2 separate regions of the Homo sapiens genome follow, and region 2 is linked to region 1. The links are chromatin loops, found by intact Hi-C in ENCODE. Cell type or tissue: psoas muscle. All regions are shown on one strand. Each heading gives the region's core, and the rest is flanking DNA. Links, peaks and the distances in the headings are about the cores only.

Evidence for each region. A loop is a pair of places that touch in the nucleus more often than their neighbours do. Peaks named below come from ENCODE experiments on the same cell type or tissue, not always from the same donor. Only the 100,000 strongest peaks of a DNase experiment are listed, where the experiment ranks them.
Region 2: a loop joins it to region 1, with 4 times the contacts of the local background. A loop is called at or near these places in 31 of 110 quality-filtered maps.

Annotation. Positions count from the first base shown.
Region 1 is chr12:55,734,117-55,744,237 of GRCh38, forward strand. GDF11 (growth differentiation factor 11) reads left to right here and starts at 9,006. Exons shown (of 3, transcript NM_005811.5): 1 at 9,006-9,645. The coding sequence starts at 9,201. RefSeq lists an enhancer at 4,070-4,389 and a silencer at 9,982-10,041. In psoas muscle, for the core only: CTCF peaks have their summits at 3,263 (motif pointing left) and 4,842 (motif pointing right); DNase peaks (open chromatin) are centred at 3,265, 4,425, 8,925 and 9,217; H3K4me3 peaks cover 1,849 bases.
Region 2 is chr12:56,024,538-56,034,658 of GRCh38, forward strand. It overlaps IKZF4 (IKAROS family zinc finger 4), which reads left to right. Exons shown (of 8, transcript NM_022465.4): 3 at 517-621; 4 at 2,244-2,504; 5 at 3,243-3,410; 6 at 8,024-8,173; 7 at 8,653-8,784; 8 at 10,034-10,121. LOC105369781 (a long non-coding RNA gene) reads right to left here and starts at 554. Exons shown (of 3, transcript NR_135023.1): 1 at 492-554. In psoas muscle, for the core only: a CTCF peak has its summit at 5,351 (motif pointing left); no DNase peak of the experiment used is centred there.

The DNA.
Region 1 (10,121 bases), core at 1,284-9,283:
GTAAAGCCACTCACTCAGGGTCAACAGATCAACCTGCACGTAAGAATCTGGGTCTTTTTTTTTTTTTTTTTGAGATGAAGTCTCACTCTGTCACCCAGGCTGAAGTGTAGTGGCACTCAGCTCCCCAAAACCTCCGCCTACCAGTTTCAAGTGATTCTCCTGCCTCAGCCTCCCGAGTAGCCGGGATTACAGGCTGTAGCCCGCCACCACACCTAGCTAATTTTTTTAATTCTTTTTTATTTTTTTCCGACAGAGTTTCGCTCTTGTTGCCCAGGTTGGAGTGCAATGGCGCGATCTCAGCTCACTGCAACCTTTGCCTCCCAGGTTCAAGCGATTCTCCTGCCTCAGCCTCCTGAATAGCTGGGATTATAGGTGCCCACCACCACGCTGGCTAACTTTTTGTATTTTTAGTAGAGACGGGGTTTCACCATGTTGGTCAGGCTGGTCTTGAACTCCTGACCTCAAGTGATCCACCTGCCTTGGCCTCCCAAAGTGCTGGGATTACAGGCGTGAACCACCACACCCTGCCAGGGTCTTGATGTACCACTCCAGTGCTGTCACACCTGCCGCCAGCAAGAAGCTCTCTGAGGCCAGAAGCCCTGGTGTGAGACCTGGTTCTGCTGCTCATGAATGGGGTGACCTCTCTCCCTGAGCCTCAGCTTTCTCCCAGTTGAGTAGGAGGGAAACAACTCCCTTCCCCACCTCACAGGGCAGTTGTGAGGATCACAGAATAAACTAAGGGAATTGGTTTTATTACTTTAAGAATGGTGGCCAGGCCGAGTGCAGTGGCTCATGCCTGTGACCTAGCACTTTGGGAGGCTGAGGTGGATGGATAGCCTGAGCTCAGGAGTTTGAGACCAGCCTGGACAACACAGTGAAATTCCATCTCTACTAAAATACAAAAAATTAGCCGGGCGTGGTGGCATGCACCTGTAGTCCCAGCTACTCGGGAGGCTGAGGCAGGAGAATTGCTTGAACCTGGGAGGCAGAGGTTGCAGTGAGATCACAGCACTGCACTCCAGCCTGGGTGACAGAGCAAGACTCCATCTCAAAAAAATAAAAAAATAACAGAAAAATGGTGGCTGGGCACAGTGGCTCACACCTGTAATACCAGCACTTTGGGAGGCTGAGGCGGGCGGATCACCTGAGGTCAGGAGTTCAAGACCAGCCTGACCAACATGGACAGGCCCCCGTCTCTACTAAAAATACAAATTAGCTGGGTGTGGTGGCACATGCCTGTAATCCCAGCTACTGGGGAGGCTGAAGCAGGAGAATCACTGGAACCCGGGAGACGGAGGTTGCCGTGAGCCAAGATGGTGCCATTGCACTCCAGCCTGAGCAACAAGAGGGAAACTCCGTCCCAAAAAAACAAAACAAAACAAAACAAAAAAAAGGAACGGTAAGGCTTGGCTGGATGTGGTGGCTCACACCTGTAATCCCAACACTTTGAGAGGCTGAGGTAGGAGCCCAGGAGTTCGAGATCAGCCTGGGCAAGACGGTAAAACCCCATCTCTATAAAAACAAAAACGGTCGGACGCAGTGGCTCACACCTGTAATCCCAACACTTTGGGAGGCCGAGGCGGGTGGATCACCTGACGTCAGGAGTTCAAGACCAGCCTGGCCAACATGGCGAAACCCTGTCTCTACTAAAAATACAAAAAAATTAGCTGGGCATGGTGGCATGTGCCTGCAGTCCTAGCTACTCGGGAGGCTGAGGCAGGAACATTGCTTGAAACCGGGAGACGGAGCCTGCAGTGAGCCGAGATCATGCCACTGCACTCCAGCCTGGGCAACAGAGCAACACTCCTGGATCAGCCCATCTGCCAGCGTTTTGAGGTCCTTCTCCAAAGACCTCAAAAAACAAACAAAAAAGAATGATGAGGCTTTATCATACCCTGTTTTCAGACTCATGGGAATTAAAATGATTTTGCTTTGAGAAATATCTGGATACCCCACCCCAACTGACATAGCCAAGGTAGGGGTGGGAGGGACAATCCAGCCTCCTTCTGCCCCTCACACTCACCTTGGCCTTGGCCTTGGCCTAGACCCCCCAATTCAAGCCCCAAGGTCTAGCTCCTCTGGCAACCCCACACTCCAGCCCCACCCCCACCAGGATCTGTCCTCAGGGCCCGCCTCAATTCCTTTCCCCATTTCTTGGGCCCCTAGTTCCTGACCTCTGGCCCCTCATTGTCACTCCTGTCCCAGTCTCTTCCCAGCCAGTGCCATCATTAACAACGAGGTCCATCCAAATGCCCAGCTGGTGAGTGGGCAGGATGAACAGCTCCAGCCCATCCTGCTTGAGAGCCTCGTCCAGGTTCATGTCTTGTTTATGCACTCCCTTGGCCAGGATCTTAGCTGCTGTGTGGTTCTGGCCCAGAACCAGGCACAGGAGCACAGAGGTATCTACCTGAGAGTCACAGAGCCTCACAACTAAAGTTTTTCCTAGGATGGAACAGAGATAAACATAGGAGAAATGACAAAGAGGTGATGCTGGGACTGGGTGGTTATCTCAGGTTTCTGTTCCTTGGGACTAAAAGGCCAAGAGGCCTAGGCAGGGGCTCAGGAAAAATTCATTCATGTATTAATCCATGTATGGGGAGCCTAAACATGGAGATAAGTAAGACATGTCCCTGCCTTCAGGGTGCTTACAACCTTATAGGCACAGACAAAAAATACAGTGTGGTGAGAGGGCTATGACAAAGAGAACCCCTGGGTTCTGGAAGCTGCCTAGCACAGGCTGGGGGATGCAGTGGGGCAGCAGAGGACCTGAGATACCTGCCAAAGAAGAAGGGCCTGTGGCAGACTCACCCAGGCTGTTCTCAAATTTGTTGGGTTGTTCCCCATGGATGTGGTCTTGCAGCCCAGGGAACTAGGGGTGAGGAGTGCTGGCACCCCTCGGTAGAGCCCAGACCAGTTTCTCCTGCCCTCACCAATTTCAGGCTCCCATTCCCAGATCCCAGCCAGACCCGCTGGTCGTCCTGACACCCTCACCGTTCACACACACACACATGCCCCTCATCTGACAACTTTGACCTTCACTACCCTCTGCTTTCTCCTTCATTCCCTCTGGAGAGAGAATTCCCTCTGAACACTCCTGCAGTTCCCCCCTGCTTCCCAACAGCTCCCTCACCTGGCAGCCCAGGTACTGCTTTGTCGCCTCCTGGATCAGCCCATCTGCCAGCATTTTAAGGTCCTTGGAGAAGCTGACATTGCACTTAGACCCGTTCTTTTCCTGGAGCAGCAGCTGGAATAGTGGTGCCTCCTGCTGGCAGCATTGGCCACTGCCAGAAACAGGGCCTGTAATGAGGACCCACCATGGGCCCAGAGAGGGAGCAGTAGGTGAGAACTCAGGGAAGAGGTGGGGACCCCAGGGAGGCCAAGAATGAAGATAAGCAGCAGCTTGCACCCAGTGGAGTTGTAGAGCTGGCCTGCCATGAGGAGAGAGGGGACAGATTGGGGATAAGCAGGAGGGAGGCCAGAGGCAAAGGAAGACATAACCCCAAATGATTCTTAGAGTCCCCCAGTTGTATCCTGCCACACTGCCCCCCACCCCAAACGCAAACTCTTTGGCCCCCTTCTCCCAACTCCCAACTTCTCTTAGAGGGCCTTGGGGCTAAAGAGGTTAACAAGACTGCCAAGTGATCCCGGCAAGATAATTATAGGATTTAGAAGGTGGTGTGGGAGAGGACAGTAATTACAGTGACATCCTCTCTGGAGCTGCAGGATTTGTGGGCAGAGGACTGGAAGGGGTCCACTCTACTAACACACCACCCCCTAGCCCAGAATAGCCTCCCCACTCCCCCAGAGGCACATGCAGGGAGAGCAGGAGAGCCGGGGAGTAAGCCTCTCCCCTCTGCTACATCTCAACGAGATGTAGCCCCTCCCCTCCTTAGAAAGCCCTGCAGTGCCAAAGAATGAGTCCACTGACCCTCAAAATAGAAACTTTAGGAGAAAAAAGGAAGAAGAGATAGGATTAGGGATCCTCCCTAGGGAGGGGAGAAAAATAGCTACTCCCCACTGAGCCTAGCTCTGATAGACAAGGCAGTTTGGGTGTGGAGGTGGCCATTGTGGTGAAGGTGCAGGGTGGCGGGAGTCCCCCCTTACAGGGTTCCCTTACAATGGTTCCCCTGTTCTGGCAGCAGCACTTCTGATCATGGTCCAGGCAACTCTGGCCTCAGACCCCGGTGACAGGCTCCAGGGAGCTGCAGCTCTTCCTGAGGATATAGCAGACCATCTACCCAAGCACCTCTCTCTCTAGCAGGTCTTGAAACCTCATACCCTCCCCCGGAACACAGCCTCCTTCTCTCCCGGCAGCTCATACATTTTAAGCCTAAATGCCTCCCTTAGGCTGCGACCCACATTTGCTATGAACCAGTCAGGACCTTGAAGAAGGCGGGCCTGAAGGTTGCCTGGGTAACTCTGGGAGAGGGGCACCCTTGGCAGGAAGACAGTTGCCAGGGAGACTAGGACAGTGGGCGGGGCCCCAAACCTAAGCATGTACTAGGATAAGGAAAGATCTAATGTCCAGATCCCCCCGAACTTATTTTCCGTAAAGCCACCAGTGCCCCATTTTTAGGGAGTCTGGGGCAGCTGGAGTTCTGAAGCTCCTAAAAGAAACCTCCCAGGGGTTAATTCCTGAAACTCAGGGGATCCCAACAGGACCAAACCTGAGGGAACTCAAGGAAATAGGCAAGATCTGGGAGGCGCTGGGGAAAGGACAAGGCTTAATGCATTATGATATGGAACTTTTCGAACTAAAATTCTAAAATGAAAATGTACAACGTATGCAAAAATAAAACCCTTAAGCCGTGCTTTCAGTTCCACCTCCGAGGAGCTGATATTCCAGATTCTACCATCAGATGGCAGTCTTGTCCACTTATTGGATTAAGTTTAGTCTTGGAAACTGAGGAGGCTATCAGGAGATAGAAAACCTTTCTGTCTCAAATGTTCCTGACTCCAATTCCCTGTATTTGGCAGATACCAATAACCCCTCATATATACAAATACACTGTCTTCTTTCCCCCACCCAACTCTTATCAAGTTCACTTAGCAGGCCTCATTCATTCTTTATTCAAAGCTGTTAAGGAATACTTTGGTGAAAAAGTTCCTGCTCTCTCTGGTCTCCCAAGGTGAGCGTTGTAAGTTGGGGTAACAGTAATAACTAATGCATTTAGAACAGTTTTTCAGACATTTAATCTTCATAACCTTATGAAATAGGTACAATATTGTTATCCTTGGCCAGGTACAGTGGCTCACGCCTGTAATCCCAGCAATTCGGGAGGCAAGGCGGGTGGATCACTTGAGGTCAGGAGTTCAAGACCAGCCTGGCCAACATGGTGAAACCCTGTCTCTACTAAAAATACAAAAATTAGCCAGGCTTGGTGGCGCGTGCCTGTAATCCCAGCTATTCGGGCGGCTGAGGATAGGAGAATCGCTTGAACCTGGGAAGTGGAGGTTGCAGTGAGCCGAGATCTCGCCACTGTACTTCAACCTGGGCGACAAAGCAAGACTCCGTCTCTCTCTCTCTCTATATATATATATAATTATTCCCATCTTACAGGTGAGGAATCTGAGGTATAAAGAGGTTTAATAACTTGTCCAAGTTTACACAACCAGAAAAGGGAGAGAGCTGGGACTTGAACCCAGCCAGCCTACTTCTAGTCTAGAAGCTAGGCGATTATCTCCATACCTCACAGAATGGTGCAGATATATCTGGGAGAAGCAACTACTCTAGACCCGAAGTCAGGAAGGGATTCTTGGATGGGATCTATGCTGAGACCTGAAGAAAGAGTAAACTTGGCCAAGAGATTGGTGGGTGGAAGAGAGTGGAAGTAGTAGGGGGAATTGTTCTAGGAAGAAGAAACAACCTGTGCAAAGATTCAGAAATGGTCAAGAGGACAAGGGTGAAACAAGACATTCAGATTTCTAGCCTGGATGATTGTCATTCACTAAAATGAAAAGCTGCAGGATGGGACACATTTTAGGGAGAAAGAAGGGGTTCTCTAACCTGTGATATTTGAAGTGCCATGAAACATCCAGATTGAGATATGCAGGAGGCATCTGGCCTAGAGTTCTGGCTGGTCCTGTTTACTTAATGTCTTCTTTTCTTTTCTTTTCTTTTCTTTTCTTTTCTTTTTCTTTTCTTCTTTTCTTTTCTTTCTTCCTTCCTTCTTTTTTTTTTTTTTTTTTTTTTGTTTGACAGAGTCTTGCTCTGTCGCCCAGGCTGGAGTGCAGTGGCATGATCTTGGCTCACTGCAACCTCCGCCTTCCAGGTTCAAGTGATTCTCCCATCTCAACCTCCTGAGTAGATGGGACTACAGGCGCATATCACCATGCCCAGCTAATTTTTGTATTTTCAGTAGAGACGGGGTTTCACCATGTTGGCCAGGCTGGTCTCGAACTCCTGACCTCAGGTGATCCACCCACCGTGGCCTCCCGAAGTATTGGGATTACAGGCGTGAGCCACCGCGCCCGGCCTACCTAGTGTCTTTTCTAGTTTATATGTTCTCTGAGGAAAGGAGCTGAGTCTTACTTACTTTTGCATCTCATTTATCTTTGTACCTGCCACTAGATACATGTTTGGTGAGGAAGTGAAGCCTGTACTACCTTCTCTAAGGGAGAAGAAGGAGGTGACACCAACTTTGCTCTCACAGCCTTTCCAATTTTGCTGAAGAAATGACAGAGAAACATTTTAGAAAATAGGATATGCCAGAATATGTGCTAAAGGCAATCGCTGCTCTGGAAAATCAGAAAGGAAAGGAAGAATCATGAAGGAGAAGAAGCCCATGAAGGCCACTATTGATTGCTTATATGTAATCCCCACAACCAGTTAAGGGTAGGAATTGTGGCCCCATATTATAGATTAAGAAACTTGATGAAATGCTGAAATGCCCATGTCTTGGTTGAAAGCAAGGGAGGGAACAAGCTAAGTTTTTGTTCCAGTCTGTTTTGTTTTCAGTTTCTGTTACCCATGGAAATGGATTGTCTCTTCAAAGCTCCCCAGCTTGGTCCTCCTAACCCCTACCCAACCTCCTCCCCTCATACCTGGATCCCCAGTTTCTTCCCTTATTTTACTCCAGTTCCTCAACCCAACTCTATCCTTATGTCTGGTGCTCCTGATGCCTATGCCAAGCCAACTTTAAGATATGTTATTGGGCTTTAATTCCAGAGAGGAAACCAATGCCCCTCTATTCTGAGAAGCCCAATAATAAAGTTCATCCATTTATTAAATAAACATTGTGAATGCCAGGAAATTAGCAAGACCTGATTCCTTCAAACATTTTCTTTTCTTTTCTTTTTTTTTTTTTTTTGAGACGGAGTCTCACTCTGTCGCCCAGGCTGGGGTGCAATGGCGCGATCTCGGCTCACTGCAAGCTCCGCCTCCCAGGTTCACGCCATTCTCCTGCCTCAGCCTCCCCAGCAGCTAGGACTACAGGCACCCGCCACCACGCCCGGCTAATTTTTTGTATTTTTAGTAGAGACAGGGTTTCACCGTGTTAGCCAGGATGGTCTCGATCTCCTGACCTCGTGATCCGCCCACCTCGGCCTCCCAAAGTGCTGGGATTACAGGCGTGAGCCACCGCGCCTGGCCTGGCACAAACATTTTCCATTTGACTATTGCTCCAGGGCTTTCAGATCCAGAAATAAGCCTGGAAAACCTGAAGTCAGAAGTTAAGCACATTCAAAACATTTTTTCACCTTAGTACTGTTTTACTCTGCTCTCTGACTGCCCAGGATCACACCTGAAGACTAGGGCTGGTCCCACATCTGTATTTCATCTCGTGCATCTGAGCGCAGACTTCTTTCCCATGCTCACCCTTGCAACCTCCAGCCCCTTCTCAGACTTCTAAGACCCTGCAGATCCAAAGATATAGCTAGAAATCCAGAGATCTAGATTTCTCCCCAAGTATAACAGCCTCCAGCCATCTCCTCTCACCCTTCCCCCAGTGGCCTCTAGCTCCTGCCTTTTCCAGCCGGCTGACTACATTAGCCCTGTTAAGCCCCAGTTTCAAGCTCACAGTCTTCCCAGCTCTATGTCTTCCCTCTGTTTCAGTTCTTCCCATCACCTCTCCACCTTCTTAGGTTGTCCCTGACCTCTTCCTCTCCTAGTCCCCTTAATCCCTCTGATGAGCCTAGCCTGGTGCTTCCTTCCATGGCTTCCTTGAGCATCTTCTTTGGGCTACCTCTGGTGGCTAGAGCTCCTCTGGTCTCAAGTTCTCCACCTCTGTCCCCTGGGCTCTCTGTGCTCCCACCAAGGCTGACTCTTGTGGCTCCTTCTCTCAGGAGTTTCTGCCTTTCCTCTCCCCCACCCCCAATCCCCTGCACCTGCCTCCTCAGGGGCTCCCTTGTTGTCTCCCTGTCTGTGCCCCTCTCTCTCCTCCCCCATCCTGATTTCTCTCCCCCCCACCCCCCCCCCCACCCCTTTCCCAGGGCACTCTTCTGTCCTCTGTTCCTCTGCCGCTGTTCCCATCTCCATGACCCCCGATCTCTTCTGGTCTGGCTCTGTAGACCTCTGTCTCCCCCTATCTAGTGGTACCCCTCTTCTCCCCATTTTTGTCTCCACTCTAACTCTCCCACTAGTTGTCCCAGTCTTCCTCCTTCTTGGTTCTGTGTCTCCCACAGACACACAATTTCCCTCTCTAGCTAAGTCTCTCACCTCTGCGTCTTCCCCCTGACTCTTCTTTTCCTCCTTTGTCTCTCCCTCTCTCCTCCTCCTTTTCCTATCTCTGTCTCTTCCCCCTTATCTCTCTGATTCTCCTTGGTCTCTCTGGCTCTGACTTTCCCTCTATATCCGCCCCCCCGCCCCCTCATATCTCTGTCTCTTCATCTCTCTCTGGCCCTTGCTCCCTCATTCCCTCCCTCTCTCTATTCCTCGGCTCTCTCCGGCTCCCTCTCTCGCCTCGGATGACAGCGCTGCCTCTTTTGTTGGCTCCGCAGCCAATCGCGGCCGCTGACGACACGGGGGCCGGGGCTATAAAGGGCCTGGCCCGGGCTCGGGCCCCCCCAGCCGCCCGCCCCGGCCGCCCGCCCGCCCCGCCCGCGCGCCCGCCGCCCCCGGCCCCCCGGGTCCCCCCTCGGCCGGGCAGCCCCCAATCCCGCGCCGCCCGGACCCCCTCCTCCTCCCTCCCTCCTCCCTCCGCCCCCTCCCCGCGGGACTCCGGCGTCCCCGCCCCCCAGTCCTCCCTCCCCTCCCCTCCAGCATGGTGCTCGCGGCCCCGCTGCTGCTGGGCTTCCTGCTCCTCGCCCTGGAGCTGCGGCCCCGGGGGGAGGCGGCCGAGGGCCCCGCGGCGGCGGCGGCGGCGGCGGCGGCGGCGGCAGCGGCGGGGGTCGGGGGGGAGCGCTCCAGCCGGCCAGCCCCGTCCGTGGCGCCCGAGCCGGACGGCTGCCCCGTGTGCGTTTGGCGGCAGCACAGCCGCGAGCTGCGCCTAGAGAGCATCAAGTCGCAGATCTTGAGCAAACTGCGGCTCAAGGAGGCGCCCAACATCAGCCGCGAGGTGGTGAAGCAGCTGCTGCCCAAGGCGCCGCCGCTGCAGCAGATCCTGGACCTACACGACTTCCAGGGCGACGCGCTGCAGCCCGAGGACTTCCTGGAGGAGGACGAGTACCACGCCACCACCGAGACCGTCATTAGCATGGCCCAGGAGAGTAAGTGGGCTGCGGGGCGCGAGCAGTGGGGTGCTGGCTCTGGCCCCGCGAAGGGCGCCTTCTGCTCCAAGCGGGGCGCTCCCTGCTGCCCCGGCCCGGAAGCTTTTTCTGCGAAAACTTGACGAATTAGGGAGCGGGGGCTACTTCATAGAAGTTTTCCGAGCGGTGGAGATGGGCTGCAAAGTTGTATGCACGCCTAGTTCCCGGAGGTTGGGGCGGGGGAAATGGGGCGGGTTTCGAGATAGTGCCTTCCACCCCCAGTATGCTAAAAAGATCCTTGTTGGAGTCCGGGGAAGCTGGGGCTGGGCAGTGACTCTGTCCTGAAAAGCCGTGGTGGGGAGGCTGGAGAACAGAATCGGGAGGCTGCAGGACCCCCGCAGCCCCAGCTGGACTGCAGTGCTCTCTGCTTCCCAGTGGCCCTGGCGGTAACTCCCCACTCCGTGCTCCGTTCGCAACGTGCCCAACGGGTTGCAGAG
Region 2 (10,121 bases), core at 2,122-10,121, 290 kb after region 1:
TCATTTCAAGTGCACAGAATAAAGCCTGGCACATAGTAAGTACTCAATTAATATTATTAGCTGCTATGATGATTACTAATATTATCATTAGATTCAAGGACAATTCCAGTTACCTTTCCTGCAGATCCTGAACCGGCTGGGGGCTCCAGAGAGGAACAGTAGGGAAGAATGTCTGTCCTGAACATCTGTCCCTTCTGCAGCCCCCATTTTCCTCTCCGCCCTGGCGCACCCAGCCTCAGCCCTGCTTCCTGTGGACGTCAGGCAGTGATGCTCTTGCCCTCAGGCCTAGATAAAGGTAGGGTAGGCAAGGCCCAGCCACTGAGCTCACAGAAGGCAGCACCAGGCATCCAGACTGGCGGGGGCACAAGGTATGGTGCCCAGCATACAACACTGCTTTGTACATGGCTATGAAGGAAATGTTTGTGAAATTTAACTGAATTTTTTTAAAAGATTAGGCAATGGACAGTAGATATCTCCAGCTCCAGCTTTACCTGCCCTCTTGTTCTCTCCTCCAAGGTAGCGGGGACTCATCTCTGGAGAAGGAGTTCCTCGGGGCCCCAGTGGGGCCCTCGGTGAGCACCCCCAACAGCCAGCACTCTTCTCCTAGCCGCTCACTCAGTGGTAAGTGTAACCTCCTACCACCTCCTGGCAGTAGGCACCCCCTGTTGCATTTGGCCTTCAATTCACCTTCCACTGGCAACCATTTCCCCATCGTCACCTCCTGCTGGTCTCCTGCTTAGTCTCTAAGAGCAATGAGGAGCCCAGTGTCTAGGGTTTTTCTGGCTTCTGAAAGGAGAGTGAATAGTCAGTCACTGGCAGACTAGGGTGGAATTAAAAGAGGTATGGGTGGGATTAAGGTAAAAGTTTCAAAGAGAAATTATGGAATTAGAGAAGCAGGTAGATAGAAATGGTCATCAGATGGAGTTAGATAGGAAATAGAGAGTAGAAGGACCTCCCCATCTCCCCACAGCTCATTCTCCTACCCAGACAGGGTCCCCATGACTGCCTCTCCCCAGCTGGCCCTAGATCTGTGACATTCTCTAAATGGTTGGAGTAGCCAGGAATGTAGGTCGGAGCTAGAGCCAAAGCCTTCTCCTCAATGGTTCCTCCTTCCTTTACCCCTCCTGCCCTGCCTCAGAGTTTTATGGAGGTGGAGGGGGTAGAGGGATTCAATCTAATGAGGTGGGAGGGAACTGTAAGCATGTCTGTCTTCCAGGTTTGCTCTCTTTGGCCTGTTGTCCCCCTTCAGTCTTCCTAGATCTGTTTTCCCGCCACTGTTAACTTGCTGGCTTCCTGCCCAGGGCCAAGCCAGACATCTTTCTTCATGACAAGAGAGTAGAGAAAAAAGCTCCCCTTAGTCGCCTCCTCTCCTCAGCGACAGAAGACATCCTATGTACCCCCAACTTTTTTCTTTTTGAGATGGAGTCTTGCTCTGTCGCCCAGGCTGGACTGCAGTGGCGTGATCTCAGCTCACTGCAACCTCCGCCTCCCAAGTTCAAGCGATTCTCCTGCCTCAGCCTCCGAAGTAGCTGGGATTACAGGCGTACACCACCATGCCCAGCTAATTTTTGTATTTTTAGTAAAGACAGGGTTTCACCATGTTGGCCAGGCTGGTCTCAAACTCCTGACCTCAAAAGAATCCACCCGCCTTGGCCTCCCAAATTGCTGGGATTACAGGCGTGAGCCACCACACCCGGCCCAACTTTTTTCTCTTGAAGCCTATTTGCCTGGTGGGTGGGAGAAAAGGTTGTCTCAGGTTCCAGTAGGATTCTGATATCAGCAGCAGGGATACTAGGGTGTTAGTTCCATTTAAGGCTTGAATGTCTCAGGGCCTAAAGACACCCTCTTAAACTTTAAGAGTGCCATTCTGGGCCAGGCGCAGTGGCTCACACCTGTAATCCCAGCACTTTGGGAGGCCAAGGCAGGCAGATCACCTGAGGTTGGAAGTTCGAGACCATCCTGACCAACATGGAGAAACCCTGTCTGTTCTAAAAATACCAAATTAGCTGGGTGTGATGGTACATGCCTGTAATCCCAGCTACTCAGGAGGCTGAGGCAGGAGAATCACTTGAATCTGGGAGGTGGAGGTTGCGTCGAGCCAAATTCGTGCCACTGCACTCCAGCCTGGGCAACAAGAGCGAAATTCCATCTCAAAAAAAAAAAAAAAAAAAGAGTGCCATTCTGGCCTGGGAGCAGCTTCCCCCTTTGCCTCTCTCTATTCTAAACACCATCCCACCCCTCAGCCAACTCCATCAAGGTGGAGATGTACAGCGATGAGGAGTCAAGCAGACTGCTGGGGCCAGATGAGCGGCTCCTGGAAAAGGACGACAGCGTGATTGTGGAAGATTCATTGTCTGAGCCCCTGGGCTACTGTGATGGGAGTGGGCCAGAGCCTCACTCCCCTGGGGGCATCCGGCTGCCCAATGGCAAGCTCAAGTGTGACGTCTGCGGCATGGTCTGTATTGGACCCAACGTGCTCATGGTGCACAAGCGCAGTCACACTGGTAAGTAAGCCAGAGGGGCTCTGGGAGGAGCTCCCAGGGTGGGGTTGAGAGGCAGGGGCAGTGCTGGGACAACAGCAGGTATGGGGCTGGAGGAGGTCATGCAGGGAGTGGGTAGCCTCAGAAAGGGAAGGGTCTCACCCAGCACATTTTCCAGCTGACAAAACGAGGCAGGGTGGGGGTGGGTACAGAATTTGAATTCCCCTCAATACCTTTAGTTTCCTGGCACTCTCCTCAACCGCTGTTATAAAGAAAAGGTGATATTTTTCTCAGTATATGAGGGAGGGGAAAGTGTAGACTCAAGAATGAGCCAATGGTCCAATAGGGGTAAGACTCCTGGGTATTCTTTGGGCCCTCCCATCTAATAATTAAAAAACAACAACAACAACAACAACAACAAAACAGAAAACAAAAGCCTTCTCTTCTCAGCTTCCTTGGGCCTTGGGCTCCTAGGGCAGAGTGGGCCCTGTGGGGCTCAGTTTTTGGTAACAGTCTTTTGGCCTCGTGTTCCAGGCCCCTCTCCCTGCCACACACCTCTAATCCACACCTTCCCCAGGGTAAGACCCCAGGGATCCCCAAGGGATCTTCATAAATCAGGGTTTGTGTGCATTGCACTTCTGCCCGTCAGCAATGTGTTCAGAGCACCTTCCCTTGGGCAAGGTAGGGCAGAGGGTGGGTGATAGGTTCAACCTTCAAAGTTCCTCACATGCAGTCCTCTGGGATTTGTTCTTTCACTTGCAGGTGAAAGGCCCTTCCATTGCAACCAGTGTGGTGCCTCCTTCACCCAGAAGGGGAACCTGCTGCGCCACATCAAGCTGCACTCTGGGGAGAAGCCCTTTAAATGTCCCTTCTGCAACTATGCCTGCCGCCGGCGTGATGCACTCACTGGTCACCTCCGCACACACTCAGGTCAGTGTCTGTCCAGTGGGAGGAGGGAATGAGGCTCCAACACACCCAGTATGTAGAGCTCAGTGACTTCTCTTGTATTTGGGGAGTTCCAGTGTCTGTCATTGAGGAGGGGGGAGCATTTACAGAGCAGATAGGGCCCCCTGCCTCTCTCACCCATCCTCTGGGCAGCAAGGCTTCATGGGAAATTTGGGAGACACCTTGATGGGGTATTTTACATCCACCATATGGATGTAAAATCCATCTACTTGGAGCAAAAGGAATAGGAGCAATGTTCTTGGCTGTTAACGGTCACCCTTGGCCTGGCGCGGTGGCTCACGCCTGTAATCCCAGCACTTTGGGAGGCCAAGATGGGCGGATCACGAGGTCAGGAGATCGAGACCATCCTGGCCAAAATGGTGAAACCCTGTCTCTACTAAAAATACAAAAAAAAAAAAAATTAGCCGGGCATGGTGGCAGGCACCTGTAGTCCCAGCTACTTGGGAGGCTGAGGCTGGAGAATGGCGTGAACCCGGGAGGCGGAGCTTGCAGTGAGCTGAGATCGCGCCATTGCACTCTAGCCTGGGCGACTGAGCGACACTCAGTCTCAAAAAAAAAAAAAAAAAAAAAAAAAAAAAGTCACCCTTCCCTGACTTTTGTTTGTTTTTTGTTTTTTCAAGACGGTGTCTCACACTGTTGCCCAGGCTGGAGTGTAGTGGTGCAATTTTGGCTCCCTGCAGTCTTGATCTCCTGAGCTCAAGCCATCCTCCCACCTCAGCTTCCTGAGTAGCTGGAAGGATACTGCCACACCCAGCTAATTTTTCTATTTTTTTGTAGAGACAGGATCTCCCTATGCTGCCCAGGCTTGTCTTGAACTCTTGATCTCAAGCAATCGGCCCACCTCAGCCTCCTGAAGTACTGGGATTACAGGCGTGGTGTCAGCCACTGTGCCTGGGCTTTCCTGACTTTTATATTTTAGATTGTTGATGCCACAATCCATGCCCTATTACCCCCAACATCTAAGCCCCTGGGAAATCCCTCCTCTCACTCCCATCTGCCTCAGGCCCCACACCTGTCATCATCTTCACCCTCCTTCCTCCCACACCACCAGAGGTCTTGAGCAACCAGTCTGTCCTCTCCTTTACTTCCTTCTGGCTCCTGGAAATATCCATAGCCCTCTCAAATTGCAAAAAAGGGAGCCTAGGACTTCCAAATAGGAAAAGAGTATCCTATTTCTGTTCCCTATCCCAAGAGGTTGTCACCTTCCCAGAGGCAAGAGAAAGTCCAGAGGGTACCTAGAGATCAATGTTTGGAACAGTGCTGGGAAACTGGATTAACAAGGTTTTCTAGCCCAGTCAAGACTGTTTGAATCAGTATCTGTCTGAATCAGCTGGACAGATAGCACTTTTTAGGCATTTTACTAAGCTTTAGGCTTTTGGCTTGGACTTGGGAAGAGGCCAGGAGCTGAGCTGGCAGGAAGGAGGGAGCTCAAGATTGGGAAAAGGCAGGAAGAAAGGAAGGGGGAAAGAATTAGTAGGGTCTGTCCTTGGAAACTTTCCTGGCTATTTTTCTCTTCTTAAACTCTCCTGAGCCAGGATTTAAAGGGACAGAGCAATCATTTCATCACCCTCTACTTTCTCCATCCACTTACCTTGTTCCAGGTTCTCCCACCTTGTAATTGGGACCTCTTTATCTCTATGTATGTGGAGAAACAGGGAGAAAGATCATCGTTGATACATGCTTTATATCTACAGAGCATTTCACTTGTGTTTCTCCATGTGATCCTCATAACAATTCCAAGGTAGATGTGATTATCCCCATTTTGTTGACAAGGAAAATGAAGCTGTTGGGGGGAAAAATGAGTTGCGGGTCACATAGCTATTCTTCAGCCTAGCTGGAACCCCATCAAGGTCCAGTGCCAGAAATACATACTCCTTTTCCTCAGAAAAGGGGCTGCTCCCCCTGCTGGTTTGGAACAAGGATGGCTTGGCCCCTAGAATTCTTACCAACTACACAGTGAGGTGAACTGGGTAGATTTTGGATGTTGATCTGTAGATTATTAACAACAGAAGCAGACACAGATATACTGTCAGGTCCCATCTCTGTGAAGTGCTTTCTGTTGCAACCCCTATTATAAGAAAAAAGAGACTGGATGCATGTTCTCACTCATGTGGGAGCTAAAAAAGTTGATCTCATAGAAGCACGGAGTAGGTTGGGTGCAGTGGCTCACGTCTATCATCCCAGCAGTTTGGGAAGCCAAGGCGGGTGGATCGCTTGAGCCCAGGAGTTTGAGACCAGCCAGAGCAACATAGTGAGACTTCGTCTCTACTACAAAAACAAAAACAAAAACAAAAACAAAAACTAGGTGTGGTGGCACACACCTGTAGTCCCAGCTACTCAGGAGGCTGAGACAGGGAGGATCACTTGAACCTGGGAGGTCAAGACTTCAGTGTCCTGTGATCATGTCATTGCACTCCAGTCTGGGTGACAGAGTGAGACCCCATCTTGGGGAAAAAAAAAAAAAAGCCAGGCACGGTGGCTCACGCCTGTAATCCCAGCACTTTGGGAGGCCAAGGCGGGCAGATCACCTGAGGTCAGGAGTTCAAGACCAGCCTGACCAACATGGAGAAACCCTGTTTCTACTAAAAATACAAAATTAGCCAGGCGTGGTGGCGCATGCCTGTAATCCCTGCTACTCGGGAGGCTGAGACAGGAGAATTCCTTGAGCCCAGGAGGCAGAGGTTGCAGTAAGCCAAGATCGCGCCATTGCACTCCAGCCTGGGCAACAAGGGTGAAACTCCGTCTCAAAAAAAAAAAAAAAGTAGAGAGTAGAACAGTGGTTACCAGAGGCTGACTGAGAAGGGTTGGGAGTAGGTGGATAGCGAGAGGCTGGTTAATGGGTACAAGATTACAGTTAGATGGGAGGCATAAGTTGTAGTGTTCCACAGCATAGTAGAATGACTGTAGTTAACAATAATTTATTGTATATTTCAAAATCGCTAGAAGAGATTATTTTGAATGTTCCCAATACAAAGAAATGATAAATGTTTGCTGGGCATGGTGGCTCACGCCTGTCATCCTAGCCTTTGGGAGGCTGAGGCAGACAGATCATGAGGTCAGGAGATTGAGACCATCCTGGCTAACATGGTGAAACCCGTCTCTACTAAAAATACAAAAAATTAGCTGGGCATGGTGGTGGGCGCCTGTAGTCCCAGCTACTGGGAGGCTGAGGCAGGAGAATCGCTTGAACCCAGGAGGTAGAGGTTGCAGTGAGCCGAGATCGTGCCACTGCACTCCAGCCTAGGCAACAGAGTAAGACTCTGTCTCCAAAAAAAAGAAGAAAAAAAGATAAATGTTTGAGGTGACAGATATGCCAGTTACCCCAACTTGATCATTACATGTCGTATACATGTATGAAAATATCATATGTATCTCATAAACATGTATAATTATTATGTATCAATTATCAATTAAAATTTGAAAAAAAAGAAAGCGGTTGGAGGATCATTCCTCTCCCAGATGTTAAACTGTTTCCCCAAGGGTCTTTGGGTGGATAGGGACCATGGTGTTCATTTCATCCCTAAAATACAAGAGTTTACAGAGCCTGAGTAAAATCCAGTAGATTGATTTAGTCAAGGCCCAGCTTTGGCATGGCAAGGTTAGGGGTGAATAGTAATTACCAGCTTCCTAGAGATACCTTCTCCTGTCTCCCTGCTCAATAGCAGCAAGATACATCAAATATACAATACGTTGTTTCTCTCCACTTTTTTCTCTCCTCTCACAAATATCTCTTAAGAGTTATCTTTAAATGAAGTACCACTCTGTTTTCCAATTTTCTTTCTTCGGTAGAAACAAGACCTTTATAACCTGTTCCTTATTACAAGCACATAAACAAACAAACCCAAATTTGGTGTTCTCTTTTTTTTACTCTTCTTTATTTTCTTCTCTGTTCTTTTATTCTTTTTCTCTTTTCAGAATTACTCTATCAGTGATGGGCTTTCTAGACCTCTCTTGGTATCTCAGCGTAGAGAGACAGAGAGACAAAATAATCAGTAAACCAGGCTAGGGCTGGAGGTCAAAATACAAGTAAAGGTCAATGAAAACTGCCCCCTCCCCACATTGGCAGATCTAAGGGCTCTCATTTCTGTCATGCCAGCCCACCAGTTTCCCCCAAACCAAAGCAGATAGTTCATAAAAAGCAAAAAATCCCCTTGTCTGATAAACAGCACTTACATCCGCCTGCCAAATGGAAAGGTTAAACCACAGTCTGGGCCCCAGACTCTGAGATCCTGCAGTGGGGCCTGCCTGTCTGCTAGGGATGATCCTCTACAAAGTCCCTGGGTCCTCACTTCCTTTAAGCAACAATTTGGCCATCTTGAACAAACCCACCACCAGTCTGAAGCCACATGCCCTAGGATTCCCTTGCCCCCATAACTGCACATTATCCTTCATCATCAAATATTGTTCATCTGTCCGCGGTTGCAGTTGAAGTTGGGAAATGAAAGACAAGTAGAAGAACTCAATTTAGCAACATCCTTTCCTTCCCATGCCAGTGTATACTTGCTCTTGGCTGAATCTGCAGAGCCAGGGCACAGCGAGAAATAGCTCTGATGCCATCTTTCCACTCTCCTCCACAGTCTCCTCTCCCACAGTGGGCAAGCCCTACAAGTGTAACTACTGTGGCCGGAGCTACAAACAGCAGAGTACCCTGGAGGAGCACAAGGAGCGGTGCCATAACTACCTACAGAGTCTCAGCACTGAAGCCCAAGCTTTGGCTGGCCAACCAGGTAGGGCTATTGATGTACTACTGGGGAGTTAAAAGGGGATGGTGAGAGGGAGTGCTAGACAAGGGTGACTCCAGTATCTCCCACACTGAGGGATGAAGTCTGTGGAACAGGGGATGATTACCCCAGTAAATCTGCCAAACACCCCATTCTAGGTAACCCAGTTGGTGGAGAGCCTTGTCTGTGGTGGGTGCTTTAGGGAGATCGACAGGTAGGGGAAGTTTGGGTCTATATCCTTGGCCTAATGGGAGAGAGAGAACACAAGAAGTATAAAACCAAGGGCCAGATGTGTATGATTGTCCCCAAATGATCTGAAATTTTATTGGAGTGAGCTTTAGGTAGGGTAAACAGAGCCCAGTTTCCCAGGCAACTGGTATGTCCTTCCTTGGCTACTGACCTGCTGGTTTTCTCCAGGCAAAGGCTGTGGGGCCAATGCTACCCCTACTCAACTGCTACTACTGTCTCCACCTTCTTCCCACTAGGTGACGAAATACGTGACCTGGAGATGGTGCCAGACTCCATGCTGCACTCATCCTCTGAGCGGCCAACTTTCATCGATCGTCTGGCCAATAGCCTCACCAAACGCAAGCGTTCCACACCCCAGAAGTTTGTAGGTAAGAATCCAGTTGGAAAGACGTATCAGCTTTAAGCCACAGCTCAAATAAATCTGAGCTGTGTGGTCTGGAGATTCGGTTTGGGGAAAGAAAGCAGTCTGGTGGGCTGGGTGCAGTGGCTCACGTCTGTAATCCCAGCACTTTGGGAGGCCAAGGTGGGCAGATCAAGAGGTCAGAAGATCAAGACCATCCCGGTTAACACAGTGAAACCCCCTCTCTACTAAAAATACAAAAAATTAGCCGGGCGTGGTGGCGGGCACCTGTAGTCCCAGCTACTCGGGAGGCTGAAGCAGGAGAATGGTGTGAACCTGGGAGGCGGAGCTTGCAGTGAGCGGAGATCGCGCCACTGCACTCCATCCATCCTGGGCAACAGAGCAAGACTCCGTCTCAAAAGAAAAAAGAAAAAAGGAAAGAAAGAAAGCAGGCTGGTGGCCTCTGATACTGAAAATCTATCCTCAGGACAGGAGGAAAGTAAAGAGGGAGGATGTACTCAAAGAGAGTGGAGAAGGGTTGGCACTGAAGACTCTCGTGGTGGTTGTAAGGGACAGGGTCGAGGCATCGGGCTGTCTCAGTTTTTTGTTTGTTTGTTTGTTTTTGAGACGGAGTCTTGCTCTGTCGCCCAGGCTAGAATGCAGTGGCACGATCTCGGCTCACTGCAACCTCTGTCTCCCAGGTTCACGCCATTCTCCTGCCTCAGCCTCCCGAGTAGCTGGGACTACAGACGCCTGCCACCATGCCCGGCTAATTTTTTTTGTATTTTTAGTAGAGACGGGGTTTCACCGTGTTAGCCAGGATGGTCTTAATCTCCTGACCTCATGATCTGCCCGCCTCAGCCTCCCAAAGTGCTGGGATTACAGGCGTGAGCCACCGCGCCCGGCCCGGGCTATCTCAGTTTTTAAGAATAACAAGAACTTCAGTCTGTGTGGGCCCTTAGAGAGTCAGAGAGAGGAAATAAGTATGTGGTTCCCCCTATCCCCAGCACTAGTCATGAGCTCTCTAAGGACCTGGAGCTTTATGGAGAGTAATAAAATGAAGTATTAAAAATCAATGGGCTGGGATTGAGTCCTTCTCTAAGATTATAGCCTAGAGTCAGGGAGCAGTCCCACAAAGGACCTGACCCTGCGAAAGTAAATGCCACGTAGTAAATAATGTTACACCCAGCCCCACAGGTAAAAAAACAAAGAAGTAATCCTGAGGAGAGTGTAGGAATTCTCCAAACCCAGCCCTGCTGAGTTCCTGTTCTCCACAGGCGAAAAGCAGATGCGCTTCAGCCTCTCAGACCTCCCCTATGATGTGAACTCGGGTGGCTATGAAAAGGATGTGGAGTTGGTGGCACA